Linked DNA regions of Homo sapiens: all the other regions are linked to region 2. Evidence: read pairs that join two places in POLR2A ChIA-PET (ENCODE). Cell type or tissue: OCI-LY7. All regions are shown on one strand. Links, peaks and the distances in the headings refer to the core of each region. The heading gives the core; the rest is flanking DNA.

What was found. ChIA-PET counts read pairs that join two places held together with the same protein. Peaks named below come from ENCODE experiments on the same cell type or tissue, not always from the same donor. Only the 100,000 strongest peaks of a DNase experiment are listed, where the experiment ranks them.
Region 1: POLR2A ChIA-PET joins it to region 2 with 5 read pairs; 6 of 35 experiments call an interaction of 5 or more read pairs at or near these places.
Region 3: POLR2A ChIA-PET joins it to region 2 with 9 read pairs; 4 of 35 experiments call an interaction of 5 or more read pairs at or near these places.

The regions. Positions count from the first base shown.
Region 1 is chr2:233,071,517-233,081,746 of GRCh38, reverse strand. It overlaps INPP5D (inositol polyphosphate-5-phosphatase D), which reads right to left. Exons shown (of 27, transcript NM_001017915.3): 2 at 2,349-2,412. Among named protein-coding and RNA genes, the nearest start is that of INPP5D, 16 kb to the right of the region's middle. RefSeq lists enhancers at 1-43, 7,757-8,462. In OCI-LY7, for the core only: a CTCF peak has its summit at 7,474; DNase peaks (open chromatin) are centred at 3,766, 4,756, 5,586 and 7,486; H3K4me3 peaks cover 4,294 bases; H3K27ac peaks cover 5,000 bases.
Region 2 is chr2:233,217,610-233,227,839 of GRCh38, reverse strand. No RefSeq gene overlaps it. Among named protein-coding and RNA genes, the nearest start is that of ATG16L1, 29 kb to the left of the region's middle. RefSeq lists a silencer at 4,391-4,542. In OCI-LY7, for the core only: no CTCF peak of the experiment used is centred there; a DNase peak (open chromatin) is centred at 4,159; H3K4me3 peaks cover 390 bases; H3K27ac peaks cover 2,582 bases.
Region 3 is chr2:233,095,169-233,105,398 of GRCh38, reverse strand. All of the region lies in intron 2 of INPP5D (inositol polyphosphate-5-phosphatase D), which reads right to left. Among named protein-coding and RNA genes, the nearest start is that of INPP5D, 40 kb to the right of the region's middle. In OCI-LY7, for the core only: CTCF peaks have their summits at 6,399 and 6,599 (motif pointing left); DNase peaks (open chromatin) are centred at 3,368, 4,598, 5,048 and 6,568; H3K4me3 peaks cover 2,322 bases; H3K27ac peaks cover 3,430 bases.

The DNA of each region.
Region 1 (10,230 bases), core at 3,222-8,221, 150 kb after region 2:
CCCTAGGGCGGCCTTCTCCTTCCTGGCTCTGCACATCTCCACAAAGGCTGCCCACCCCTTACCCCTTACAGAGTCAGCCAAGGCGAGTTTCTGTTCCCTGCACCACCACCACCCCCTGCCCAGTAGCCTGATGAGGCCCCGGATTTCATCAGCAGTTCCCAGGGTCACAAGATGTCACAGTAGCAAGAGTATGATGGTGACAGAGAGGGGCAAACCGGAGACGCAGTCTACACATTTACAGGCGGCGGGTGCCGACTCTACTAGAAGCCACAGAGTCATGTCTTTTCCAGTCATACTTAAAGTTTTCTTCACTTTGAAGGAAGAGAAGAAACCACAAAGGGAAAAAAGATCAAAAGCATCGACCAACTTTTAACTTAAGAGAGTTTGCCGACTCCTCTCAGCAAACCACCTATCACAGATGCCAACTCTGCCAGAAAAGCTCATGCCCTCCTAGACTTGAAAAAAATGGTAGAGGTCATTGAGGCCAACTGCCTGCCCCAGACAGGGCTCCCCTCCGCTGCTCACATCCCACACATGGTGAAGAGCCCCTGTCAGAGACAGACATTCCCATGGCAAATAGCTGCCAAGCGCTGGAAAGGACCTTCTCGTACTAGGTGTGCCAACATCTGCTCCTGGTGACTGCTAAGAACCAGGCCAAACCTGCGGGCGCCCTAGGCCAGTGGAAAGCCTTCAGCAGATGTGCCTTAGAGGCTGCAGTGGACTCAGGGGCAGGAGGATGAGGCAGCCGGCAGCAATGCCAGCCTAACTACGCAGGGAGTGGTTCTGCTTGAGCCTAAACTCGCATCTCCTAAGGAGGCCTCGCAGCAAATGCCCCTGGACCGGGCTGCATCACACATGCCCCTTGGGCCTCTCTCAATCACATCGCTCCTCGAAGCAATTCCTTCCATCCTCATAAGCTGTCTTCCTGAGGGGCGTTCTGCTCACCACGCTCTCCCTCTTGACAACTTCTGGAGGATTTTTGCCTCCAGGGACTTGCCTGTGGTCTCCCCACACCTTGAGTCCAGCTCCCTGTCTACTACTGCATCCTAGTTAGCACAAAATGAATCATTCCCTTCAAGCTTTGAAACTGAAGAGTGTACCCTGCCTCTCCCCTCCCACTTCCACTTTCTTTTCAAACAAACTCCTCCAACGCCGTCATTGCTCTTCCATGACATGATATCCAAACCTTTGTCGACCCCGGCTACTCTGCTTGGGACGTGGATGCACTGCTGTGCCTCTTACTCTAGTCCCTGAGAACTGAGCATCTCTCTCTCTCTCTCTCTGTCACGTGCACACACACACACACACACACACACCCGGGATGTGGAAACTTTGTCTCCTTCCTTCTTGCCACCTCCATGTGCTCTTCATGTAGCCAGATAACAATAGCTTTCCTGGCTTCCACACACTCAGTTGTCACATTTTGTGGCGAAACAAAGGCTTTAGTAAACCGTGCTTAGGGTGGCCTTCCCGGGCTTGGACGGGTGCAGCTGATTTTTGTTTTTAAATTTAACTGCAGCCTGGCGGGGTGGCTCATGCCTATAATCCCAGAACTTTGGGAGGCCGAGGTGGGCAGATCATTCGCTGTCAGGAGTTTAAGACCAGCCTGGCCAACATGGAGAAACCCCATCTGTACCAAAAATACAAAAATCAGCCGGGCATGGTGGCGGGCACCTATAATCCCAGCTACTAGGGAGACTGAGGCAGGGGAATCACTTGAACCTGGGAGGTGGAGGTTGCAGGGAGCCGACATGGCGCCACTGCACTCCAGCCTGGGTGACAAGAGTGAAACTCTGTCTCAAAAATAAAAAATATTAAAAAATGAACTGCAAGTTTTGCACATTTTGACTTTGCTTGGTGAAATCAGATGCAGTGAGCACCAGCCTCGGACAGAACAGAGTTCTACAAATGGAAAGGCACTGTTTTGTGCTAGTCTCGCAGCCCCTCAGAAAACACGGTCTGTTCTCCTGTAAGTTCACCTCCCTTCTCTCCCTCCTGAGCCACTTCCTCTCTCTCCTTTGAGAGACTGAAGACAACAGTCGGCCAAGCCACAGCCCCTCCTTTCCCTTCATCTCTGGACAGTCTGCTTCACCTTCGTTTCCTCTTCACACCTATGGACCACAAATAGCCTGTGGCATGCAACTCCGTCATGTCACAGAGCAGGGTCACTTGGAGGGCCCCAGTTTACCAGCTAAGCCACCCCATGGACACCTGGGAGGAAGCCAGGCTCAGCCAGGCCTTCACGTCCGGCTACCTGCGCGTGCACTTCCTTCCTCATCGTTTACACCCTTTCTCTGCCAGTATCGGCTGAAGTCAGGTTCAGATTTCTAGGTTTATAAAGGACTCACCTGAACAGTGAATTTATCATCTTCATTGGGCAGAATTCTGTAAGTGTAAACGCAATTCCGATACCTGAAATAGATCAAAGACTTTATTAGAACCCATGCAGGAAGACCCGGTTTCCTCTTAACTGAAAAGACAAGACTTCCTGACACAGCTTGAGGAATCTGGACACAAAGTCTCCGAATTTCGGAGCTGACCGTTCTCTTAAGATGGAGGTGAGTCCTGACGTCCAGCAATCGTGGGCTGAGGCACTCTTATTCCCCCACTGCTTCTGCACTCAGGGAGCACCAGGAAAAGGTTGGGGGGGGTCATTTAGGTGGGGACCCGGCAGCTAAAGGATCTGATCTAAAGGAGTCTGCCACATGGAGGGGCTTTCTTAACCTCTCGGCTGCCAAGAAGATAGAGCAAGAGTGGGTGCTTGCAGGCCAGGCACGGTGGCTCACGCCTGTAATCCCAGCACTTTGGGAGGCTGAGATGGGTGGATCACAAGGTCAAGAGATTGAGACCATCCTGGCCAACATGGTGAAATCCCATCTCTACTAAAAATACAAAAATTAGCTGGGCGTGGTGGCGCACACCTGTAGTCCCAGCTACTTGGGAGGCTGAGGCAAAAGAATCACTTGAACCCAGGAGGCGGAGGTTGCAGTGAGCCGAGAATGTGCCACTTCACTCCAGCCTGGCGACAGAGTGAGACTCCGTCTCAAAACAAAACAAAACAAAACAAAAAAACAACAAAAAAGAGGGGGTGTTTGAAGAAGAAACACGACTCCAGTGGGCCCAAGCAGAGCGGCCCATGGTGAATGGAAAGCCAGGCCCAGCCACAGAGGGGCCACCTGTCAGGGGCAGGGATCACTCAGCACCTCGTTCCCGCTGAGCTCCCTGCCACCCCCAAATGGCTTCATCCTCTTGGACACTATGCCCCGTGGATTATCTCCCAGGGGTTGGCCACCAGCCTTGCCGAGACCTGGATTTGCCCCAGCAGCTGGAGAGCAAGTCTTGGGGTTGTTTCTAACAAGAAGGTCCTAGGAATCCCAGATTCTCTTCTCTTTCTAGAAGCTCTACCTTCCTTTGGCACAGTCATCTCTAATGTGAGGAGGAGAAGGTACTTTTCACTTTCCTAAAACCTGTGAGAGGAAAAGGGGGCTGTCAAGTGCTAGCACCTTGGGAGAGGGGCACACTGCGGTGGCCCTCAGCCTGCTGAAACCCTGGCAGCAGCTAACACCCATGGAATCCATCGGCTGCTGAGGCCAGAAGGCTGTCAGGAGATCGAGGGAAAGCTATTTGGATCTTAGGCTCTTACTTAAAGCTGCTGGTCTGTTCTCACCCACCATAATCTTGCCCCATTTTGCTACTTAAGATTCTCCTGAGCCCGGAAGGCTCACCTGGCCCGTAGAGCCCTGTAGACAGGACCAGCCTCTGTAATGAAGCCAGTGCCTCAGTGTAGAAGCTCCACACACTCACCCCCTCAGGTACAGGCACTCCACTGAGCATTTACATATGTTATTGGTATGTTTTGTTTAACTAGATTTTTTTTTTTTTTTTTTGAGACGGAGTCTCACTCTGTCACTCAGGCTGGAGTGCAGTGGCACGATCTCGGCTCACTGCAACCTCTGCCTCCCAGGTTCAAGCAATTCTCCTGCCTCAGCCTCTCAAGTAACTGGGATTACAAGCTCCTGCCATCACACTTGGCTAATTTTTGTATTTTTAGTAGAGAGAGTTTTTTTTTTTTTTTTTTTTTTTTTGAGACAGAGTTTTGCTCTTGTTGCCCAGGCTGGAGTGCAATGGCACGCAATCTTGGCTCACCGCAAACTCTGCCTCCCAGGTTCAAGCAATTATCCTGCCTCAGCCTCTCAAGTAGCTGGGATTACAGGCATGTGCCACCACACCCAGCTAATTTTGTATTTTTAGTAGAGATGGGGTTTCTCCATATTGGTCAGGCTGGTCTCGACTCCTGACCTCAGGTGATCCACCCACCTCGGCCTCCCAAAGTGCTGGGATTACAGGCATGAGCCACTGCACTTGACCCTGTTTAACTAGATTTTTTAAAATATATACTAACTTTAAAAAATGAAATCCATACAGAAAGATATAAAATAAAAAATAAACATCTCCTTCCCCACTCCCATGAGCCCCTCTTCTTAGATTTCCTATTCCTGTTTGTAAGTAAGTTCAGAAATTTTAAACATACCCACAAGATTATATATGCATATCTTTTTAGATGCCAATAATATCATACTATGTATACCGTTTTCTGAAATTTGTTTTTTTCACCAAAAAAGATCATAGAGGTCTTCTCAAGCCAAGTGAGAGATGGTTTATTACTATTTTCATCATGTTTCACCATGTGCTGTACACGTGTTGACGTTTATTAGTGATTGTAGGTAAATCACTAGAAGGTGACAGCTGGCTAAATGACCTGGAGATTTGCTATTTTGATAGAGACTACCAACTGTACCAACTGTCTTCCAATGAAGTTGTGGCCTTTTTTTTCTCCTACTAACCGGATATGAATGTGTCTATTTCCCCACACCCTGCCAACTGGCTGTTATCAGACCTTTTAATCTTTGCAAATCTGAGAGGTGAGAATGATAACTTGCTTTAATTTGCCTTTCTTTATGAGAAAAGTCCTTCAGCATGTTCCCATGTTTAGTTATCTGTATTTCTTTTTCTGTGAATTCCCTTTTGTGTCTTTGACTCGCTTATTTTGGTATCATTTTTTGCTTAGTTATGAATAAGACTCTGATATATGCTACAATATATTTTGGAGTTATTTTTAACAGGTTGTTTTTAAAGCTGTGTAGATGTTTTACAATTTTATGTGGCTAATTTTACAATATTTTATTTTATGGCTTTTGCATCATGGGTACTTAAAAAGAATTTTGAGTAATTTCACTTCCACATGTCTCTTCACTTCACATAGAAAAGGTGATTTTTCTGTCTTTCTTCCATGGCTTTAGTCCCCATCCTTCTGCTCCCTGTCCTACCTCCAGAGCCTGAATTGATACAATCGTCTTGCATCAGAGATAGCAAGGATGAATCTCTAGTCCAGTGACACTACATCTCCCAGGGACACCTCTGGGACACAGAGAACCACTGGCCTCAATCCCCTTTGCAGAGCCTGCCAGACAAATGTGGAGATAGCTCAACTCTGCTGTGCTCTTATTTTTCAATGCTCTCTTCCCTTGGCACTTCCTCCTGTAGGTATGCAAATGAGGTGAGGGGTGAGAACAGCCTCTTATTTGGCTGAGGGCAGCTGACTTGTGGAAGAGCTCCAGCCAGCCCAAACATCAGCCTGTAGACAGAGAGAAAGAACATAATCACGAAGGGAGAGTCAGAGGCAGGCGCACAGAACAGGAAAGGCTTTTTGGTTCAATCAAGTGTGGCAGACAAACCTTTATGGCTTTTTCAAAGATGTTCTAGAAACACTGAAACAAAGAAACAGCTCCATGTTACCAAAACAGATCAGAATTCAAAAGCTAGTATAACAGGAAGAAGATACTTCCCCCTTAGACAGTAACATCTCAGCAGATGTTAATGACCCTGCATAGCCAATGCACAGGGCTGGACATTCTGACCCCCAGGGCTGAATCAGTTTCAACCTTCAAGGGAAAACATACAGCACCACCCCACACACACCCCATCAGCCCCGCCACACACAAGTCGTTGGGTGAGCAGTAGTACCAAACTGTATTCCACGGGTGTGGAGGCTCTGCCAAGCGGTGGAGGAAGGTGCTCACTTGGCCTGCCACCCCACCAGCAGTTTGTACTTCACTCTGGTCCTATATACACACACACACACACACATATACATGTGCACACACAACATATGCATACATGTGTATACATGTAACATGCATGCATGCATGTGTGTATGTACACATGCACACACACACACACAATATCTTGCATGCAAAATGTTTAAAGCAAAGATTCTACAACTAAATAGTGTTTGGCAATTGCTGCCCTGGAACATAACCTGGAAAACATGCTCACTGCTCTTTAGGGGCAGTGGGTCCCGCCCAGCCCTTCCCCAGCTCTTTGTGGTGATTTGGTAACACCTTGTTACGCTAACACTGGCTCTCAGCTGAGACTCCTCCCAGTGACTGGATGACCTTTCAGAGTAATCAGATCAGGATTATTCCCATTGGAGATCTGGGTTAGGATAGCACTGGGCCCAACAGTACTTCCTTCTGCTAACAAATGAGATTTGTTCCATTCCCAAATGAAGGGGGGCTTACAGCAAATTTCCCATGTGACTCCCACAGGTGCTGGGTGATGACAGGTGCCCACCCTGTGCTGAGTGTGGAGGCAAAGAAGAGGCAGGAAGGTGCTTCTCAGTAGAAGAGCATTTCTGGACCAGGTCAACCCTGATGTAGTACGAGAAGTTCTACTCTAATATGGGAGGACAAGCCCGTGGAAGTAGGAAGAAACATCATCGTGTTTGATTCTTTCAGATAAATCTTAGCATTTCTGTGTGGCCATTCCTAGCCAAATGAACACTGACAGCCAGACCCAGGAACATCTTCACCATGGACAGACCCACAGAGAGACAGAGAATCCAACTATAAAATTCAAGAACCTCTTTGTGTTCCTATCTTGCTTTGCTGATCTGCTCCTGTAATTGCTTTTAAATCCTTTTGTGACTCTTGTTACGTATCATTTCTAATTTCTAATGTTTTTGTCTGTGTTTTTGCATTTTCTTAAGACTTGTGTTTCTGCAGATTTCTGGACAAGATGGGGTAGGAGAACGGGGGCTGGAAACCCTGCGTTCAAAAAAAAAACACAAAAAAAACTATTTGCACCAATGTAGAAGGACAAGAAAATGTGTGGCAACCTTGGGAAACAAACTGTTCACCATTCGCCACTCCAAACCTTGAAGAATCACAGCCAGAGAGAAAGCTAAAGTTGATGAATGAAAAGAGGCCATTTCTTGCTAACATGGACCCCTCCAGAAGGGAGAAAGCATTAACAGGTGGCTCAGCTGGCCAGGAGGTGAGAGATGGAGGTGAGGCTGGCCGAGTATTATTGGGAGCTGGCTGAGCACCCCCACAACAGCTTGAGGGTCCAGCGGGCTATTCCTCGTCTGACAGCTACTCAAAGACAAGACCCAGGTATGAGGCGCCCCCTCTCAACCCTTGGAGGGAGCCCATCCTCTGTGTGTCTCACCACACCCTCATCTCTGGCCCCACCACCGGCTGGATCTTGAATTGTCATCTCCCATCCAGTGCCAGTCGTTTTAACCCACTCCCATCTCTGAACAAATCTGATCCAATTGTTCTCGACAGTTCTTTGTCAGAAAAGAAAAATCACCTGACCTATGAAAACATGTCACCATCCAGAAAAGGGCATTTTCCTAAGGACTCCAGGGAGTTACTTCCATCTTAAATAGAATCACTGATAAAAATAAATTCTGGACAAGTCTGATTTGTGAACTCAGGAAGATTCGAGAGACCACTGCATATCAGAAATTGGAGGGATTGATTGTGAAAAATGAGCAAACTGAGATAAAGGAAACTGACCATTAGGGACAGCCGGGACGTTTAGAGTCAGAATTTAACACACGACAGAGGCAGGAAATAGCAGCTATGGATTGGAGAAAGTGAACGAGGAAAAAGACACACTCAAGAAAGTGGTACTAGAGGAAAAGACAAAGATTTAAAAAAGAGAGGGAAGAAGAGAAATACAGAAGCTGATCTCAGTCCTACAGATGCAACAGGGCTTCCTGAAAAGACAGAGATTTTTTTTTTTTTTTTTTTTTTTTTTGAGATTGAGTTTCGCTCTTGTCGCCCAGGCTGGAGTGCAATGGCTCGATCTCGGCTCACTGCAACCTCTGCCTCCCAGGTTCAAGCTGTTCTCCTGTCTCAGCCTCCGGAGTAGCTGGGATTACAGGCACCCGCCACCATGTTCGGCTAATGTTTGTACTTTTAGTAGAGATGGGGTTTCACCATGTTGGCCAGGCTGGTCTTGAACTCCTGACCTCAGGTGATCCGCCTGCTTCAGCCTCCCAAAGTGCTGGGATTACAGGCGTGAGCCACTGTGTCCGGTCCAGAGATCATTTTTTAGAATATAAAAACAAAAAGCAGAAGAGATTAACCAACCTAAGAGCCTGTCACTTGAAAAGTAGGAGATTAAATGGACAAACCTGTGACAAACAGAATCAAGGAAAGAAACAAATGCGAGTGAGCTGGACAGCCTCTCCCTGCCTCCCCTCCCCCAGCGAGACCCACTCTCTACCCTTTTCCACCTGCCCTGTGCAGCCAGCAAATCTCCGGGGGCTGCTTTACCCAGGTTTGGCTGAAGCGAGGCACCAGCAGGGTGAGTGAAGGGGGGATGGGCTGATTTGTTCCACTGACCCCACCCTGCCTGCTGCAGATTTGCAGGGACAGAACTCCACCTCTGGAGTCTCCTAGCTGCAGCCCTGCCAGGTTCTGGTGACACAGCTCTGGCCACTGCCTCTTCAGTTCAGGGGTGGGAATGGATCCTGAGGGTGCCAGCCACTGGCTGCCTTGCCATTCCTGTCTTTATCACTCCTGTTGAACATGCCATCTATTTCCTGCCAGGACCCTGGGCACCACAAACAGTTAGAAATGAGAAAATGAAGACAGCCACAATAAAAGAGAAAACTTACAGTTATACAAAACTATGCATGATTGTTTGCCAGAAATTTTGAAAATCTCAACAAATAGATTGTTCTCTGAAAATTACGTATAACTTAACAGAAGTGACATGGGAGGAAATAGAAAACAAGACCAATTCAACACTAAAGAATAAATTGAAGTAAATATTAAAGAATTATCTGTATAAATGGCATTGAGAAGAAGTGGCTTTACCAACTTTTTTTAAGTATTTCAAAAATCAGATAATAATTATGCTACATAAATGCCTCCAGAATATTTTGTAAAATATACATGACTTAAAACCATAACATAACCAAAATCAGGTAAATCAACCTCAACTATGAATACATATATAAAAACCCTAAATAAGTTTCAGAGTACAATAAAAAAGTATTGTATCAAGAATAGTTCATTGTAATCATGCAAAATGGTTTCACATATATAAACCAAATATAAATATATAAAATTATTTTACCAGTAAATGAAATAAGGGGTATAATATAATCATCACAATAGATATTAAAAAGGCATTTGATAAAAATTAAATACTCAGTCCTTCAGAACTCTTTCTAAAACTAGAAGAAGACTGCTTCTTCTTGGACATGACAAACAGCAACAATTACCTTTTATCAAGTGGTAACTAGGTGACAGAGGCTATCCCATGCCCTTCCCAGGTGGTCCATAGCGATTCTCACAGTATGTCTCCTTGAGGTGGATGTTTTCTTTTTCCAATATTCCCCACTGTAGTGTTTTAGAAATACTGGCCCATGCAATAAGTTATGAAATCTGAATAAGTGTCATAAGTATTTGGAAAGTACACCACAAAACAATGGTAATTTGTAGATGACACGAGAGTCAAACATGAGAGTCAAACAAGAAAATCCCAGAGAAGCAACCAAAAAACAATTTGAAATAATGAGGAGTGAGTAAAGTGACAGAATAAAAGATGGATTTATAAAATCTAAAACTTCCCTGTATGTTATCAGTTATAATGAAATGTAGGGGAAAATGTATTCACAATAGTAATAAGAGTATAAGATAATCAGAAGAAATTATAACAATAAATATGCAGGATCTATATGAAGAAAATTACAAAATTTAAAATAACAGGGACAACCATATTTGTTAAGACTGAATATTACCAAAATGTCAATTTATACCAGCTATATTATGGATTTTGTACAATTCCAATCAAAGTCCCAATAGTAGTTTTCTCCAACTTGGCAATATTATTAGCTGGTTCACCTGGAAGAATAGATATGAAAATCAC
Region 2 (10,230 bases), core at 2,149-7,148:
ACAGTAGCTGCCCTTAATGCTTTTACAAATGAGTTGGAGAGAGCAGCCCCCACACATCAAAAGCAAAAACTTCCAGATACTTTTGCATCGTCTGCAGCAAATTGTGAAATCCCAGCCTGGCTTCCACCTGGTGCTCAGTGCACTTCTGAGCCATCCTGCTTTGTGAGCAGGTGGTATTTACTTGGGGAGTCAAACCCTCATATTAACATAAGTAAAACATAATTAGAAAAATCTGTTATAAAAACCATTCTGTTTTCCAAGCCAAATATAAATTACTTTGGGGTAAGTCATGCCAGGAATTCCACTTCATTAGCTCATGCAATTAAGAATTGGACTGTCATGCCAATTGCTGTCACTATTTTTCTTCATTGTTTGGGCATGCGGCCCCCCACCATCTTTTACTCCCAGTGTATGTAACAGTTTGAAAGAGCTGGCTGGGCGCAGGGGTTCACGCCTGTAATCGCAGCACTTTGGGAGGCTGAGGCGGGTGGATCACCTGAGGTCAGGAGTTTGAGACCAGCCTGAGCAACATGGTGAAACCTCGTCTCTACTAAAAATACAAAAATTAGCTGGGTGAGGTGGTACGCACCTATAATCCTAGCTACTCAGGAGGCTGAGACAGGAGAATCATTTGAACCTGGGAGGTGGATGTTGCAGTGAGCTGAGATCACGCCATTGCACTCCAGCCTGGCCAATGAGAGTGAAACTCTGTCTCAAAAAAAAAGAAAACAAAGAAGAAAGAGTTGCCATCAAAAGATGATCTTATTCATTTTTAAACAAGTTGTGCTGGGTACTCTCCATTTGCCCCTCTTCCTCCCTGTCCATTGTCTGTTCTTCTCACTGTGCTCTGGGCTGGAGGCTGAGCCCTGGAGGGCAATACCACCACCTGCCCTCTGGATTCTGGTTGGGTTTGACCAAAGGGAAGAATCAGCAGGGGACAAAAAGGCAGGAGAAAAGAGAGGTCAAAGTAACTTTAATCTACAACTTTCTAACCTCTCAGTTGTTCTTGGTTTCTTTTCTGACAGCAGCTTCTAGCAGGGGTCAGTCTCCTGGGGTCCGGCTACCACCACCTCAGGTAATGCCATACCCACCCCCCTTCAGATCTAAGGAAGGTGGTGGCTTCCTGCTGTTGCTAGTCCCTGACCGCCTCCACATCCCTGCTACTTCTCTTAACTCTGCCTGTACCTCTGTAAATGGACTCTTCATTAAGGTCTCTCTTAAGGGTGCCCTGTTTCCTGTACATTTAGGCACATCTCTTTATATTCATAGGTTATGTGCATATAAAAATATCTAGTCTATTCAAATTATGGGGTTAATTTGCAAATATAATTACTAAGTTAAAATGATTGGGTTTATTTTCAAACACATAGATGTGTTTATGTGTATACACACGCATACAGACACACACACACATGAAAAACGTTAGCATGGGAACCTACCTTCTCCCACCTTCCTAAGGAGGAGAGGCCTTGTTGGTTCATTTGAGGGAATCAATGGACAGGGACCATGGAGAAAAGAAAAAACGTATGAGTCTCAATGTCACTTTATAAACCTGGGAGGGTGTGAACTAGACCAGAAAGGAAAGTGAGGGAGAAGGGGTGCAGAGAGGAGAGTGGGGTGCCTGGGCTGCCCTGAAGTCCTTTGGGAGAAAAGTGGGTAATGAGGATTTTAGAGAAGCTTTCTCTAGATTGTACAGTATGATTTTCCTCTCATTACTGCCCATCAGGAAAACCTTCCGTTATGATCAACATTTCTCTTTAAGGCTGTGGGATTTTAAAACATACCTGCAAGGTCTTCGACATTTCACCCATCAAAAGGTGGAGTCTAATTCCCTCACCCTTGAATGTGGGCTTGCTTCAAGTAGAAAGCAGCAGAAATGATTCAGCACAACTTCAGAGGCTAGGTCATAAGAGGTGATATGGCTTCCAGCTGGTGCACTCTCTCATTTTCTCATTCTCTCTCTCTCTCATTTCTCTGTCTCTCTATCTCTCTCTGTCTCTCTCTCTCTCTCTCTCTCATTTCTCTCTCTCTCTCTCTCTCTCATTTCTCTTTCTATCTCTCTGTCTCTCTCTCTCTCTCATTTTTCTCTCTCTCTCTCTCTCCCCCCTGGCTCTTAGAACCCAGCCAAGGGTGTTGTGAAGAAGCCAGAGAGTCATCCAGGAAAACCATACATCAATGTCATTGGTGCTCCAGGCACAGCCCAGCTCAACTGAGGTCCCCAATGACGCCATCATTAACCACCAGACTTGGGAGTGAATGAAGCTTCAGATGGTTCCAGCCCCCAACTTTCAAGCACACCCAGTGATGCTGAGTGCAGCTGATACAAGCTGTCCCCAACAAGCCCTGCCCAAGTTACAGATTTGTGAGCAAAGTAAGTGTTGTCATTGTTTTAAGTTTTGGAGCTGTTTGTTATGCAGCAATAGGTGACTGGCACAAAGCTTTTACAATCAGCTTGGGTTTCTTAAACTAGCCTTAAAGGGGCCCGGTGTTAATCAGTGACAAGGAGATGATTTGGAAATGGTATTTTTTGTCCTCTTAGTGGCTTTCAGAAAAATCCATCTTAGTCTAACGTTTAAAAATAAAAATAAAAACAGCCAAGCGCAGTGGCTCATTCCTGTAATCCCAGTACTTTGAGAGGCCAAGACGGGCAGATTGCTTGAGGTCAGGAGTTCAAGACAAACCTGGGCAACATAGCAAGACCCTGTCTCTACGAAAACTACAAAAAACTCAGCCAAGTGTGTTGGCGTGAGTCTGTAGTCCCAGCTACTTGGGAGGCTAAAGTGGGAGGATCACTTGAGCCCAGAAGATGAGACTGTAGTGAGCTGTGATCACGCCACTGCCCTCCAGCCTGAGCAACAGAGTGAGACTCTGTCTCAAAAAAAAAAAAAAATCCTTCTTAGGGAGAGTTATATATATAATATTATGACAAGCACTGTGTAGGAGATGCTTAATAAATATATATTTTGGGTGAACACATAAGCCACTTGAGGTGGGGTGTGGGACTCCAGGAGGCACACTTGTATGACAGTAGCCATTGAGGGTGGGTTTGGATGCCTCCAAGGCTCTTGTTTGGCTTGGATGAGTGGACAAGTTTGGATCTGAGCTCATTTGCTCTGTTTAATAGAGAAGGGAGACAGAGATAGCTTGGTGGTATATCTATGTAGGAGGAAAGAAAAATGGGTTTGAAAGCTGGTAGTGGAATTTTTCAGAGAGAAAACTGTCTTTTTACAGCAGAGCATCTTAAGGGCCATGGCTGTTGTAAAGCAGTGGCACCTCCCCAGCACCAAAGCATGGCCAGGATGGGCTTTGAATAGACAGAAAGTCATGTTGCTCAAGAGGACAGGTAAGAAGATTGTGGAAAGTTCTTAAGAGAGAGGGGCAAATGCAAGGGGCAAGGTAGCGGGGGAGCTCAAATAAAGTAGATCAGAGAGAAATTTCTGATGGCCCGGTGACTGAAGAATTCTAAAAACAAAGATTTCTTTAGCTGGGTATGGTAGCATGCCTGTAGTCCTTGCTACTTGGGAGGCTGAGGGAGAAGAATCATTTGACCCCAGGAGTTTGAGGCTGCAGTGAGCTATGATCGCACAACTACCCTCCAGCCTGAGTGACAGTGAGACCCTGTCTTTATTATTATTATTATTATTTGCTTTGAGACAGGGTCTCACTGCCATCCAGACTGGGGGCAGTGGTGTGATCATAGCTCACTGCAACCTCGACCTCCCTGGGCTCAGGTGATCCTCCCAGCTCAGCCTCCTGAGTAGCTGGAACAACAAGCACGTGCCACCATGCTCAGCTAATTTTTTTTGTGTGGTTTTTGTAGAGACAGGGTTTTGCCATGTTGCCCAGGCTTCTCTTGAACTCCTGGGCTCAATTGATATGCCTGCTTTGGCCTCCCAAAGTGCTGGGATTACAGGTGTGAGCCACGGCACACAGCTGACTCTGTCTCTTAAAAAAAAAAGGAAAAGAAAAAGATTTCTAATTGTTGTTTGTACGTTGTTGACTGTGTGGTCTGTGATGAATCATCCATTGCCCCCCACTTTCAGTGAAGTCTGCCTTACACATAGCCTTTCGTTGGTGGTATTTTAGGGAGTAAAGGAATCAGGGCAGGGTCTAGCATGGGACAGAAAACGGTCAGACTAGAAATACGGATGTGAAACTAGAAGCTACTGAAAGACGCATAGCTCCCCCCAAAATCCCCTTTGAGTGGTTGCTCTAGAGATTTAAATATATATATCAGTCTATTTAGAGTTAATATTGTACCATTTTATGTAAAATGTATAAATCTTGGCTGGGCACGGTGGCTCACACTTATAATCCTAGCATTTTGGGAGGCTGAGGCGGGAGGATCACTTGAGGTCAGGAGTTCGAGATCAGCCTGGCCAACATGGTGAAACCCCATCTCTACTAGAAATACAAAAATTAGCTGGGCATGGTGATGCATGGCTGTAGTCCCAGCTACTGGGGAGGCTGAGGCAGGAGAATCACTTGAACCAGGGAGGTGGAGGTTGCAGTGAGCCAAGATCGTGCCACTGCACTCCAGGAGCCTGGGCGACAGAGCAAGACTCCATCTCAAAAACAAAAAAACAAAAAAACAACAAAAAATACGTGTAAATCTTGCAATCGTATAGCTCCATTTACCAGTCTCCCCGCTTCAATTGTCGTAAGTATTACATTGGTATCATTCTAAACTCTATAAGAAAATGTTATAATCATTTCTTCACACAGTTATATTTTAAAGAAATTAAGAAAATTAAGATAAAAAGTCTTTTATATTTACCCATGTATTTACCATTTTCAATCCTTTCCATTCCTTCCTGAAGATCTGAGTTTTCCCCTATTATCATATCCTATCAGCCTGAAGAAATTCCTTTAGGATTGTTTATAGTAGATCTGATAGCAACAAATTCTGTCAGTTTTCTTTAATCTGAAGATGTTTTCACTTCATTCTTAAGGAGATCATCACTGGTACTAGAATTCTGGGTTGACTTTTTAAAATGTCTATTTCTCTCTTGAGATTTATATCATTTTGCTTGTTTCAAGACTATTTTCTTGGCAGGGTGCGGTGGCTCACGCCTGTAATCCCAGCACTTTGGGAGGTCGAGGCAGGCGGATCATGAGGTCAGGAGATCGAGACCACGGTGAAACTCCGTCTCTACTAAAAATACAAAAAATTAGCCGGGCGTGATGGTGGGCGCCTGTAGTCCCAGCTATTGGGAAAGCTGAGACAGGAGAATGGCGTGAACCCGAGAGGCGGAGCTTGCAGTGAGCCAAGATTGCGCCACTGCACTCCAGCCTGGGTGACAGAGCGAGACTCCGTCTCAAAAAAAAAAAAAGAGTATTTTCTTTTATGCCCCTGAGTATAGTTATAGTAGCTGCTTCAACATCTTTGCTAATTCCAGCATCTGGAATGGGGTTGATCATGGCTGTTTGTTTTTTCTCTTGAGATGGGTCACGTTTTGTGGATTCTTGTTATGAAACAATTTTGAATGGTGTTTGGACATTAAGAAAGATTATGGATTTTCAGAATTCTATTGCATTCTTCTGAACATTATTGACTTATTAAGGGCAATTAATCTGGATCAACACAAATCGCAAATTCTGTCTTCTCTAAGATGTTAAATAATTTGTCCAGTCACAAAGTTAATAGATAACTAACTTCAGATAACTTATAGGTGAGACTTTGGCAGGAATTATTTACTTCTCTAAGTTTTCATCTAGGTTTAAAAATTTTGTGCTAAAAATGGGCACTCTCTCAGCTTCCACTGGGTTCTCGTTGATGTGAAGTCAGTACTTGCAGCCCTGTCTGCAGTCTGTGCTGTTTACTGTCATTGCTCCTTGCTTGCCTCAGGCTTGTATCTTATAGATCCTGAGTGGTAGTGGCTCATTTCAGCTGTGTCAACTTGATTAGATTGAAGGATGCAAAGTATTGTTCCTGGATGTGTCTGTGAGGGTGCTGCCAAAGGAGATTAGCATTTGAGTCAGTGGACTGAAGAGGTAGACCCACACTCACTGTGGGTGGGCACCAATTTAATCAACTGCCAGTACAGCTAGAATAAAGCAGGCAGAGGAGATGGGAGAAGGGGACTTGCTGAGTCTTCCAGTCTTCATCTTTCTCCCATGCTGGATGCTTCCTGCCCTCCAACATCAGACTCCACATTCTTTAGCCTTTGGACTCTTGGACATACACCAGTGGTTTGCCAGGGGCTCTTGGGCCTTCAGCCACAGACTGAAGGCTGCACTGTTGGCTTCCCTACTTTTCAAGTTTTGGGACTTGGACTGGCTTCCTTGTTTCTCCACTTGCAGACGGCTTATCGTGGGACTTCACCTTGTGATCTTGTGAGTCAGCTCTCCCTAATAAACTCCCCTTCATATATACATCTGTCCTATTAGGTCTTTTCCTCTAGAGAACCCTGACTAATGCAGCAGCCCTCCAACAGGGAATGGAGCCTTTTTCTACATCCTTAGATAGATAGAGCAGGGCTAGGGTTGCCAGATAAAATACAGGAAGTCCCGTCAAATTTGAATTTCAGATACAAACCTTGAATTTTCTTAGTATATTTTAGATATAATATTTGGGACTATACTTACACTAAAAATTATTGTTGCTTTGAAATTCAAACTTAACGAGGCATCTGATATTTTATTTTTTATTTTTAAAATTTGTTTTACTATTCATCTCATCAAGAAGCAAGGCATCTTAAATTTCTATTTGCTAAATCTTTGACAGTTGGGCCCTGAAGTATTATTGCTTGTGCTCCTGCTTGTGTCTGGCAAAGTTCATCCCAGAAGCTGCAGCAGCCCCTCTTCCCATGGGGCCCTGGGGGAGTGTTTGCCAGGCTCTTGTTCTGTGCCAAGCACCTGGGGACAGAGTGGAGAGGCCATGCCTTGCCATGGGCCTCGGTGGCCTCTCCTTTTCTTTTGTTACCCAACATAGCCTCTCACAAATACCCTCCCTCTTCCTTCAGCTATCGAAGTGCGGTGCCGCATCCCTATTACCTTCAATAGGGATGGTACCAGGTTCAAGAGTCTGAAGAAGAGATGCAGTGCCAGCAAATGGGACATAGGATTTACTGGGAACTTACATACAGGGATGGTCCATTTGGGCTCAAGACAGAGTGGCAGCAGGCAGACAGGAGAACTGCCACCACTTGCAAAAAGCATGCAGTTTATAGAACACCTTCACTTAGCAACTTCTACCTGGCAACCTTCCTTTAACCCAAAACAAAGGGCCTTCATGCTCTCTATGGACCACATTCCACAGGATGTGCTGGGGGCTCAGATGTTCCTCAGAGTTAAGGAATGAATCTTCAGATTGGCCATGCTGGAAACTCCAAACACACATTCAGGTGTGTCTGCCATGCAGGGTTGTTCTCACGGTATGCTTCAGTTATTGCTGTCAGGTGCAGCCACCATGCACAAGAGACATCATCAAGCAGATCAACTCTGGCTCATGGACTCCTCTCGGGCTCACCTACCACTTCATGGATTGTGTGACTCTCCATTTGGGCTCAAGACAGAGTGTCTGTCCTACTGAGGAGCCTGTGAATGTGTCTGCCCCGTGCCCCCACCCCACCACCCCTGGCCCCCTACTGCTCTAACTTCACCCTACTCACTCTCATTCATGTAACAGTGTACATGTAACTCTATTTTGCTGCTAACCCCTCACCCCTACTGCTATGGTATCTCTGCATATAGGCCAAGCTAACTATGGGAGAAATTTAGAGTTTAACCTTAAAGCAAGGATGATAAGAGCCACTTCCCAAAACTAGCCCCCAAAGAGATAAGGAGGGTGTGTACACAAGTAACAATATTATGTTAAAAATGTATAAGAGCACTGTGACCTGACCAGGGACAAAGAAGTTTACCCTTGCTGCCACTCAGTTGTCTGTAGTCATAGATCACCTTTTGATCTCAACCCCTCCCTCTCCCCTTTTTCCCTAATATAAAAGGATTCTGAAATTCATATTCGCTATAGATGTTACTTTCTTTTTTTTTTTTTTTCTTTGAGACAGAGTCTACCTCTGTTGCCCAAGCTGGAGGGCAGTGGCATGATCTTGGCTCACTGCAACTTCCACCTCCTAGGTTCAAGCAATTCTCGTGCCTCAGCCTCCCGAGTAGCTGGGGTTACAGGCGTGTGCCACCACGCCCGGCTAATTTTTGTATTTTTAGTAGAGACAGAGTTTCACCATGTTGGCCAGGCTTGTCTTGAACTCCCAACCTCCAGTAATCTGCCCACCTCAGCCTCCCAAATTGCTGGGATTACAGGCATGAGCCACTATGCCTGGCCCAAGATGGTTCTTTAGGGCATTAGTCCATTATCTTCTCTGTTTTGCTGGCTTTCTAAAATAGAGTCTTCTTCCTTGCCCCCATACCTTGTCTCTTGACTTACTGGCTGTTGTGTGGAGAACAGTACAAGCTTTGGCCTTGACTGCATTCCACCACACTCCAGCACACCAGTTCTTTCCCGTTTCTTGAACACACCAAGCTGTTTCTCCAGGCCTACACATCTCCTTCTGTCTGGAATGTTTTCTCCTCATTCTTTGACACTGGACCATCCCACATTACAGAACTCCCCCAAGTGAGGTGTCCCTCTTCAGCAATGACTCGCCGAGCACCCAGGAATGTCAACCCAAAGGCACAGAGTAGGCATCAGAGAGGCCAGGGGCCTGCAGGATGGCCGGGCAGTAGAACTCTGTCGGGTGTTGTGACCCATGTCATGCGCAGCAGTCTGCTCTCACCTGCCTGAAGGCTCTCTGGCCTTGGGAGTTGGCTTTGCTGCATAGGCCAGAAGAGCTAAGGTGTTAACGCCCCTCCCAGAGGCAGCCCTTCACTGTGACTCAGAGTTGGCCTGGTAGCACCCAACTTGCTCCTCTTTGGGTTTTTTAGAGACAGGTCTCCCTTTGTCACCCAGGCTGGAGTACAGTGGCACAATAATGTCTCACTACAAGCTTGAACTCCTGGGCTCAAGAGATCCTCCTTCCTCAGCTTCCCAAGTGGCTGGGATTACAGGTACACGCCACCACACCCAGCTAGTTTTTTTCTTTGTTTTTTTGTAGAGACGGGGTTTCACTATGTTGCCCAAGCTGGTCTTGAACTCTTGGCCTCACAGGATCCTCCTACCTCACCCTCCCAAATTGCTGGGATTACGGGCGTGAGCTACCATGCCTGGATCCTGCTTGCTCCTCTTTGCATGGGGTGACACAGGCATGTGTTCCCAACAGTGCCTGCAGGGTAAGCCCAGGTGGCCACAGTGGCTCCCTGCCCATAGAACGTTCTGAAGCAGCTATATTGTCTGGGGTAAATACCTGGGGTTCACTGTCTTGCCAGGAAAATTTAGGACATGGACACACACAAGGAGTTTAGGAGCGGAGGTTTAATAGATAAAAGAGAGACAGAAAGAGAAAGAAAAACAGCTCTCTCTCTAGTGAGAGAGATGGGACTTCCAAGAGGAAAAAGATAGGAGGCTGAGGCAGGAGAATGGCATGAACCCGGGAGGTGGAGTTTGCAGTGAGCCTAGATGGCACAGGTCACTGGGGGTATGATGGCTTAGCTTGGGCTCTGAGCCCTGACACTTAGGCAGATAGTGGGGATACGGAAGTCCCCGGTAAGGTTGTCCTTTTAATGAAGAGCAACCCCAAATTATTTTCCTTTCTAACAAAAAGCAGCCTGTAAAATCAAGCTGCAGACATAGACACCAGCTGTTGTGCCAATCATGTTCAAGATGGCAGCTCCATCTTCCCTTATCTCTGTCAGCCACGTGTACAGTAAGGAGCAGACAAGATGGCCGCCAGCCAAAGGGAAAGTTCATTGCATAATAAGATTAGGGTGGGGCAACCAGCGTTCCCCTTGCTATGTAAACGTCATACCTGATGGAACCAATCTGTGAGCCCTGTGTAAATCAGGAACTGCCTCCTCAAGCCTGACTATAAAGTCCGGTGCATCCCCCACTAGCCCATCTTTTTTTTTTTTTTTTTTTGAGATGGAGTCTCCCTCTGTCGCCCAGGCTGGAGTGCCGTGGTAATCCCATCAGTTTGCTGACTCCTTTTTTGGACTCAGCCCGCCTGCACCCAGGTGAAATAAACAGCCTTGTTGCTCACACAAAGCCTATTTGATGGTCTCTTCACACGGACATGTGAGACATTTGGTGCCCTCAAAATCACAAACTATGCTCAACTCACTCTCTACAGTTCTCATAACTTCCAAAATCTATTTTCTTCCTCACACCTGACA
Region 3 (10,230 bases), core at 1,693-6,692, 120 kb after region 2:
TGAGATGCTCCTACTTCAGGTGAATAGGAGGTGGTGGGGCAAAGAGACAGGGAGCACCCTGGCGGGCGAAGGGAGCGGCACTGGCAAAGCACAGGTGTAGATAGAAATGACGGTTTCCAACCATAGCCAGGTTCTTACAGAGAGCGCAGCTGCTGTCCTACCCAGTTCCCTGGGACCCACTGACCGCCCCCCTGCTCCCATCCCCACTTCTGGGGGCTCTGTTGCTTTGCTGCCAAAGACCTAAGCCTGGTGCCTCAGACGACTGCCCTTGGGCACTGGAACCACCTCACCTATGGGGAAATCCAGGAGAAACCCGGGAGGTCCACATTCCCTATCCCTACCCAAGACAGCCAATGGGGGCCTGGAGTACATGTGCAAAAGCCCAGTTTCTTGCCTCCCTGTGGGACAAATTTGGAGGTGCAATTTATACTCCACAGCTCCTGTGAGATCAGGCCAGAGGTGAGACTTCACCTGAAACCACACCTGGTTTCCCCCTCTTCCCTGTCCTTTGTCCCCCACTCCCTTACTGGTTTCTCCTGGGAGCCCTTCTTTCATGAATTACTGGTACCAAGGCCTAGGATCTGCTTCTGGAAGAACCTGACCTATGGCGGTCAGCTCTCAAAATCAATCCTTGCACTTGTCCATCTCAAGCCTGTCCTCAACAGCTGACCAAACGATTCACCGTCAAGTCCTCAACTCAAGCCTCTCAGCACTGGGAAAGAATTTGGACCCCCCAACTTTATAGAAGAGCTGATCAGACATGAAAACCTTAGCTTCCTCTTCCTCTTCCTCCCCAACCATGGCCCATGAGGACCACGACCATCCCTCCCTGAGCCTACCCCCCATGGCTTCAGCACACTTCCGACCTCACCTTCTGTTTGCCCTGATCAGTCCCAAATCCTGCTCTTTAGCAGGGCCTCTGTCCCGTGAGTCCCTGAACCAGCTAGAGGGGATACCAGGGTGCCCTAAGTGTGACCGAGCATGCAAAGAAGCCTCAGCATTGAAGATGAAATGCATTGTGCATTTACCTCAGTGTTGGAAATGAATGAAGAAAAGGATGAATATTTTTTGAGTACTCAAACAGCTTCACTTAAGTTTCTGTTAGTCTTCCTATTTTACAGATAAAGAAATGGGGCAAGGCAGGCAGATCACTTGAGGTTAAGAGTTCAAGACCAGCCTGGCCAACATGGTGAAATCCCATCTCTACTAAAAATACAAAAATTAGCCAGGTGTGGTGGTGCGCACCTGTAATCCCAGCTACTTGAGAGGCTGAGGCAGGAGAATCACTTGAACCTGGGAGGCAGAGGTTGCAGTGAGCCAAGATTACACCACTACACTCCAGCCTGGGCGACAGAGCAAGACTATGTCTCAAAAAAAAAAAAAAAAAAAAAAGGCAGGGCACAGTGGCTCACACCAGTAATCCCAGCACTTTGGGAGGCGGAGGCAGGTGGATCATTTGAGGTCAGGAGTTCGAGACCAGCCTGGCCAACATGGTGAAACCCCATCTCTACTAAAAACACAAAAATAAGCCAGGCATGGTGGTACATGCCTGTAATCCCAGCTACTCGGGAGGCTGAGGCAGGAGAATTGCTTGAACCTGGGAGGTAGAGGTTGCAGTGAGCCGAGATCATGCCACCACACTCCAGCCTGGGCAACACAGCAAGTCTCTGTCTCCAAAAAAAAAAAAAAAAAAAAAGAACTACTTTTCTGAGAGAACACCCTAGCACTGGGCAGATCACCCCCTCGGCAGGCAGCCAGGATACAGAAGGGCCAAGTGACTTGCCCTGGAAGTGGCAGAGGCAGGACTTGAACCCAGATCTCAGGTTCCTTCCTCTAAGTTCTACGCTCCTGGACTCTGAAAGATTGCCGTTCTCCAATCTCTCTGCCTGTGTGTTCTGGTGCCTTTGACATGAGGCAAGCCTGCCTTGAGCTCCATTCCAAGGGCCTAGTTACTGGTGCAAAGCCCTCCCGTCTCTCTCAACATCTGTGCTGGATAGAGAAACCCAGGAACATAGACCAGGACAGCCATTGTGGAGAATAATCAGGTACAATTTAGGCAAATTAAATATGAGCATATGCTATGACCCAGCAACTTCACTCCTGGGCATATACCCCAGGGCTCACTTTGACAACCCACCTATATGGGTTGTCATTCTTTGTGCAGCAGAGATTTGCAGGGAACCTGGATGCCCATCACTGGGACAGTGGACAAGTAGTGTGGTCAAGGCATACATGGGGTGTTTTGCAGCAGCCAGAAGCAAGAGCTTGCTGTGCACGCAGCAGCATGGAAGATCCTTTGGTGAAAAGGGGGAACACAGAATGAAAGCTATGATATGACTTCAGTCAATTTAAAATGCATGCACCCAAGACAACAATAGTGTTTTGTAAGAACATATTCAAATAAAAAGACACCCATTCAAATGGTTTCCTAGGAAGGGGAGTGTTATACAAAGTGCAATATGGGGACAGAAGGGATTAAAACAGTTTGTAAAGTCATGGCTTTGTAGTGAGAAGGCGCTGTGGTTTTTTGGTTGTTTTTTTTTTTTTTTGAGACGGAGTCTTGCTCTGTCGCCCAGGCTGGAGTGCAGTGGCGTGATCTGGGCTCACTGCAAGCTCCGCTTCCCGGGTTCATGCCATTCTCCTGCCTCAGCCTCCCGAGTAGCTGGGACTACAGGCGCCCGCCACCACGTCCAGCTAATTTTTTTTGCATTTTTAGTAGAGACGGGGTTTCACTGTGTTAGCCAGGATGGTCTCGATCTCCTGACCTTGTGATCTGCCCGCCTCGGCCTCTCAAAGTGCTGGGATTACAGGCGTGAGCCACCGAGGCGCTGTGGTTTTGATCACATAGCCTGACTATGAAAGACCGGTTCTTAGCTCTGCTGTGGCTTCTCTGATTTGAGCTGAATTAATTGCCAAAACATTCTGTGCCTCAGTTTCTTCCTCTCATTCTGGCCCATGGGGAAAATCACGAAATGTGAAACTTGGTGTGAGTGAAGCAGGCGAGGTGTGGGACACTAGGGAGAGGCGGGGACTGGGGCCCATGGGGGAAACACCCCTTCAAAGGCAGCAGCTTCCAGTTAGCTCCAGTTACAGCATCATGGGGTAACACAGGCCTTGGGTGCTAGAATTTTAAATTTTTCAGAAGGTAAAAGTCCAGATTCCTAGATGAAATCTCCGATTTTTTAATGTTTGTGACTAAGTTTTAAAACACCATGTCAGCTACGAATGTCAATCTTAGCTCCACGACCAACTGGTTGTGCGATCTAGAGTACAGTATCTAACTCTCTGAGACCAAACCAGTTTCCTTGGCCGTGAATGAAGATTTCAAGACCTACTTGCCCAAGTGGTTTAACGAACTAACAGAGCCCGGGGCGTGGCTCCCAGTCAGTGAGAGCCACGGTCATCATGCAGCACCTGCTCTGCTAACTGTGCTAATGGACCAGCAACTCCCATTTCTCAGATAAATAAACTGAAGCTCAGAAGAATGGGCAGTTTGACCCTGATCACACAGTCAAGGAAGCAGACCAGGCAGGTAGAAAAAACATCCTTCCCAAACCTGATCACAAGGAAGAGGTAAAACTGATTAACTTATAAATAAGTTAATATAATATAATGTAATTATAAATATAATATAAATAAATATAATTTATAATAAATAAATATATTTATATTATATATAATATATATTATTTATATAATATGCAATTACTACTTATATAATATGTAATATATAATATCTATTATATGTTATATATTTAATAATAATATAATATATAATTATATATTATAATTATTTAATAATTAATTGATTTTAATAATGTTATATGACATATATGTCATTATTAATTATAATATAATATATGATATATCATTATTAATTTATAAAATAACTTATAAATAAGAGTTTGGGGATTAAAAGAGCTCTAAATAAAAAGAAGTGATTATTAATCTGTCTGACTCCTAACAGGTGTGACAGGAGTCTCTAATAAAGACGTCTACAGTCCTAGAGGCAGGCAGACCTCGCCAGGACTTGGCAGATGTGAGCTGATAACACACATGCCCATGGGGTGCTGGCACTGGCTCCTACAGGCTCAAATCCCAGTTTTCCAGGAACCCCAAGAGCTGGTTGTGAATGCAGCCACTCTGGTGGGAGCTGTGGTTAGAGTGTCTCCACGGTAGAAATAGGCAAACACTACAAATCACGGGCTTGTTTTCTTCCCTGGAGAACTGGTTGTCCAAGGTTTACCATGGCATGTGGTCCAGTGACATTGACCCTTTTGGCAAAATCATCCCTTCAGTCCCCAGAGACCAGACCTCCTGATACACCCGCCTTCCCTTCTGCATGGCCCCCATCTCCAGAAAGCAAGTTTGGATCAGGAAGAAATGCAGTTAGCACAAGATGGTGAATGACTCGTTGGGGGCACACGGAGGGGATTACCGTTCAGTGAGGAACACTGAAAGATGGCAAAGGGCCAGACCACGACAGGAAGCTTCCGCCTTCTTTGAGGGGTAGGTGAGATTGTCTGAAACCAAGAAATGCCAGAAAGGGACAGTAACAGTGTTCTGGGTGGCAAGTGCAGTGACAAAAGTGAGCCCTCCAGCTCCCCAGTGGGGCCCACCCTGCCCTCTGGGGAAAGGAGGCTCTAACAGGAGCAGACAGGTCACACCTGCAAAGGAACTGAAAGTCACTGCTCTGAGGAACTGGGACCAAACCCCAAGGCAGAAAACAGGCTGTGACGACCCCAGCTTCCGTAGAACCAAGCCTCATCCCAGGGAAGAGAGAGAGCTCTGGGTGAGCGAGCTCAACCGGGGGTGCCCATGAGTCCATGGGGGATGCTGAGAGGAGAGAGCCAGGACACCTGAGGGCAGGCCAGGGGGAATTCTGATTGTCACCGGGAGTAACGTGGGCTGTTTTGGAGTTTACAGTGTAGTGAGCTTGACGTCCACCCCAGGCAAGAGGCTAGATGAGATTACTAACAGCATGATCTGTGAGGAGAGGCAAAGCAGGTGCTGGGCCTGGGAACCAGCAGGAGGTCACTGGGAACACACCAAGTCAACTAAACCTGTTTACCAGTGTGTGGTTGCTGGCCTCACAAGTTGGGTAATTAGTTGCGTCTGATGAATATCATAGCTCAGTGGCCTACAGCAGTCAGGCGGGTGATGTAAATGAGTGGAACAGGCTGCGAGTGAGGCGACAGGGCGAGGTGGGGATGGTGACACATCAAAGAGAACTGCCCCATTGAAAGGGAATGCTTCCACTCTGATATGGTTTGACTGTGTCCCCACCCAAATCTCATCTTGAATTGTAACTCCCACAATTCCCACGTGTCGTGGGAGGAACCCGGTGGGAGGTGATTGAATTATGGCGGCTCTGTTCTCGTGATAGTGAATGGGTCTCATGAGATCTGATGGCTTTAGAAATGGGAGTTTGACTGCACAAGCTCATTCTTCTCTTGTCTGCCACATGAGATGTGCCCTTCACCTTCCGCCATGATTGTAAGGCCTCCCCAGCCACGTGGAACTGTGAGTCCATTAAACCTCTTTCTTTTGTAAGTTGCCCAGTCTTAGGTATGTCTTTATCAGCTGCGTGAAAACAGACTAATACACGCCCCACCCCAGCTACATCACTGTGGAATAATCAAGGGTATCAGATCTTCAGATTTTTCAAGGAAAGCTGAAAATCCAGATTATTATGTAGAAATCTCTGAATTTTTAAAAATGCTTGTAACTGGTTCATAATTTTTAAAAATATGGGTTGGGTGAACAGAACACTAAATCCAACATAGGGGCCACCAGATTGTGATCTTTAATCTGATATCTATAGGTTTCCATAAAGCATTTTATGGGGTTCATTTGTGATTTTGTTGTTGTTGAAGAGCACAGGGAGAGAGATGGGCCTGGCTGAGGCCACACCAGTGTCAGTCCAGACATAGGCGTCTGTGCTGTTGGTTCCTCCTTTCATTCACATCAGCAATTCAGATAAGGATCCAGGAGGCAGGCCTTCCAATGTGGGGCTGCCATCCAGCTAGGAGGATGGCACACATGCCAGGTGCTAGAGCCAGGATGAAGCTGACCTCAATGGTCTGGAGTAACGGGCTGGTGTAGCCATGGGAAGTTTAGGACAAAACAATCTAAAGTTCCAAGTCTCGGCTGGGCACGGTGGCTCACACGTGTGATCCCAGCACTTTGGGAGGCCAAGGTGGGTGAATCACCTGAGGTCAGGAGTTCGAGACCAGCCTGGCCAACATAGCAAAACCTCGCCTCTACTATAAATACAAAAATTAGCCAGACATGGTGACGCACACTTATAATCCCAACTACTCCGGAGGCTGAGGCAGAAGAATTGCTTGAACAAGGAGGCGGACGTTGCAGTGAGCCAAGATCGCACCACTGCCCTCCAGCCTGGACGACAGAGTGAGACTCTGTCTCAAAAATAAATAAATAAATAAATAAATAAATAAAAATAAAGTTCCAAATCTAGCTTAGCAGGAGCACATGTGAAAAAGACGATGGCATTTTAGTCGATGGCAAATACATTGTGAAGCTGGATCGCTGAATGGGCGCCCCCTGGTGCCACTGTCTGTGAGACTGCACTCGTGGAGGGGCGCCCGGTGGGAGGGTCAGTCCACTCTGCAGGCCTTGGGTTCTGAGACCCCCATTAGGAAGGACAGGCACCAGGTTGAGTGTGTCATGGGAGGTGGATCTGGGATGGCCTGGGGTTAAGAGGGGCGTGCGGAATGGCTGAAGTAACCCAGAGGGTTTGGCCTGAAGAAACCTCAAGAGAGACCTGCCTGGTTTTTCAAACAGTTGAGGCTTCCATGTATCTCCTGAGGGGAGAACCGGGATCCAGGAGTGGATTTTATAGGAGGCCGATTTCTGCTCTATTCAAGGAACACGTTAAAGAAGACCAGAACTATCTAGAGATATACAGGTTGTGGCCTGAGAGTTTCCTGGTGTCTGGCCCTGACCACGCCTCCAGCACCACGTCTCACCAAAGAGGAGCCTCGCAGTGGGTTGAGCTGGCTCAGAAGACCCTGTGGCTCACCACTGGCTAAGTTTTCCAGCTCCTATCCACGGTGCTGGTCCCATTTGGGCACCATTCGGTGAGTGCCCATCTCCCAGCACTCCTGTTGCACTCCTTGTCTTTGACTTGCATCCTCCTCCTGGAGCAGAAACATCCTTGGAAATCGGAAGTGAGACAACCAAGGCCGGGTGCAGTGGCTCATCCCTGTGATCCCAGCACTTTGGGAGGCTGAGGCAGGTGGATCACTTAAGGTCACGAGTTCGAAATCAGCCTGGCCAACATGGTGAAACCCTGTATTTTAAATCTACTTAAAATACAAAATTTAGCCAGGCATGGTGGCGCATGCCTGTCATCCCAGCTACTCAGGAGGCTGAGGTGGGAGAATTGCTCGAACCTGGGAGGTGCAGGTTGCAGTGACCGAGATCGCGCCACTGCACTCCAGCCTAGGCGACAGAGTGAGACTCTGTCTCAAAAAAAAAAAAAGAAATGAGACAACCAAAAGCACCATGCCACTGATCTGCAGCATTGCACGGCGGGTCCCAGCCAGCACAAAACAGATCAGAACAACTCCCCTGTCCCTAAATGAGTTGCATTGGAAGGAACAGACTGTCTGCCATTATTTGCACAAAACAAGATCATTTACCTAGGGAAGCCAAAAGAATAAATTCAGAAACTATTAAAATGAATAAGAGAATTCAGACAGATATTTAAGAGTACCCTACCGAAACTATCACTTTCCTAGATACCCACAAAACCTAACCAGAAAATGTCATGATGGAAAAGGAAGATTCTGTTTGCAAAGGTAATTAAAGCTACATCACACTCAGTAACAGAGCAGGTTTAAGAACTATATGGAGAAAGCAGAAAAAAGATATAAAAGAAAAGCTGAATAAATGGAGAGAGAAACCATGATCTCAAATTGAAGGACTTGATGTTATAAGAACATAAGTTATTTATAAATTAACCTATTAATTACATGTAATTGCACAAAATTCTAACTGGGATTTTTTCAGAGAACTTGACAAGCTGATTTTAAAAATCACCTGGAAAAGAAAATGCATGGCAAGCAAGGACTAATGAGAATAATAAATGGGAACTTAGTCTGCCAGATAAGGAAACACACAAGAAAGCCACCTCGATTAAACCTATGCAGCTGGGTCAAGAGTAGATTAATCTATCAATGGAACAGGAGGAGGCGTTTCAAATCAGATTAGGACTATGGGGGAAATTAGCACATGATATAATGGCATTGTGAATCAATGGGAAAAGGATGGGCTATTTAATACGGTGTTGGCTATCCATTTGGACGGTGAAGTTATAGTCCCTATTTTATACCAAACATAAAAATAAATAAAGAGCTAAACATAAAAACACATTAAAAATTGTTAGAAGAAAATAGCATTTTCCCTAAATAAATAATATTGGGATGGGTGATTCACAAAACTCAGAATCCGTAAATGAAAACATTTGACTACCTAATGGTTTTAAACTTCCACATGACAAAACGCACCATAAACAATGTTTAAAAACATTGCAGGCTGGAGAAAATATTTTCATATAACTTACCCCCAAAATTAATATACAAAACATATAAAGGGTTTTTAAAATCGGAAATATTTTTAAAAAGGAAAAAATGGAAAAAGAATATAAATAGGCAATTGACAGGAAAAGAAACACAAATGGTGAATGCATATATGAAAATAGGCTCAGTGTCATTTCTTTTGAGATGGGATCTCGCTCTGTCACCCAGGCTGGAGTGCAGTGGTGTGATCTCGGCTCGCTGCAACCTCCGCCTCCCAGGTTCAAGTGATTCTCCTGCCTCAGCCTCCTGAGTAGCTGGGGTTACAGGCATGCGCCACCACGCCTGGCTAATTTTTGTATTTTTAGTAGAGTTGGCATTTCACCATGTTGGCCAGGCTGGTCTCGAACTTCTGACCTCTGGTGATCCGCCCAGCTCTGCCTTCCAAAGTGCTGGGATTATAGGCATGAACCACCACGCCTGGGTCATTAGTGTCATTTCTAATGAGAGAAATGCAAAATAAAATATTGCGATCACATATTTCACTCATTGTCTGCTGAAAATTACAGGCACTGGTAATGTCCAGAATTGAGATGTGTGAGCATCATGAGGACCAAGAGACACTGGGTGAGAAGGTCACTCGGAAGAGCCCCGGGCAAAGCAGTTTGGCAGTATTTTACAATCATATACGCATTCCTTCAACCCAGTAATAGTTTTTCTTGGAGAAAGCTTGTATGCACAGTCACAAGCAAGCCTTGCTTATTGTAGCATCTGTCTTTTGTAGTGAGAACAACAAAAAAGAAAATCATCTATGTATCCATCCATTATCGTTCAACTGTTAAAAAGCACAAAAGATGCATGAATGAACTTGGATCCATCTCACGGACAGATTGCTAAGGGAAGAAAGCAAATCGCAGAACAGTGTATACGGTATTATCCTATTTACAAAAACAAATATAAATATATAAAACATTTGAAAACAGTATCTGAGAAACTGTCAACAGTGGGACTAGGGTGGGGGATTTGCAGGACATTAGGGTTACCAATAGGAGAAGGGGATCTCTATTTCCTATGTATTTCCTTTGGTACTGTTTTAATTTTTTTTTGACCAAGCTGAGATATAACTTTTAAATGTAAAAAAAAAATTATTTTAAAAGTTCTATCTCCATTTTGGGAAGCCAAGGTGGGAGGATTGCTTGAGCCCAGGAGTTGTTTTTTTTTTTTTTTTTTTTTTTTTTTTGAGACAGTTTCAATCTTGTTGCCTAGGCTGGAGTCCAGTGGCTCGGTTCACTGCGACCTCTGCCTCCCAGGTTCAGGCGATTCTCCTGCCTCAGCCTCCCAAGTAGCTGGGATTACAGGTGCCCACCACCACCCCCTCCAGCTAATTTTTGTATTTTTAGTAGAGATGGGGTTTTACCACGTTGGCCAGGCTGGTCTCGAACTCCTGAGCTCAGGTGATCCACCCGCCTCGGTCTCCCAAAGTGCTGGGATTACAGGCGTGGGCCACTGCGCCTGGCCAAGCCCAGAAGTTTAAGAACAGCCTGGGCAACACAGTGAGATCCTATCTCTAAAATACAAGTTCTATCTCAACACTCTTATGTATGTGCAATCTTGTGTATATAATCTATCCCTTAAACAAAAACCAAAAACTATCCTACAACAATATCACCCTGCAACTTTTTTATTA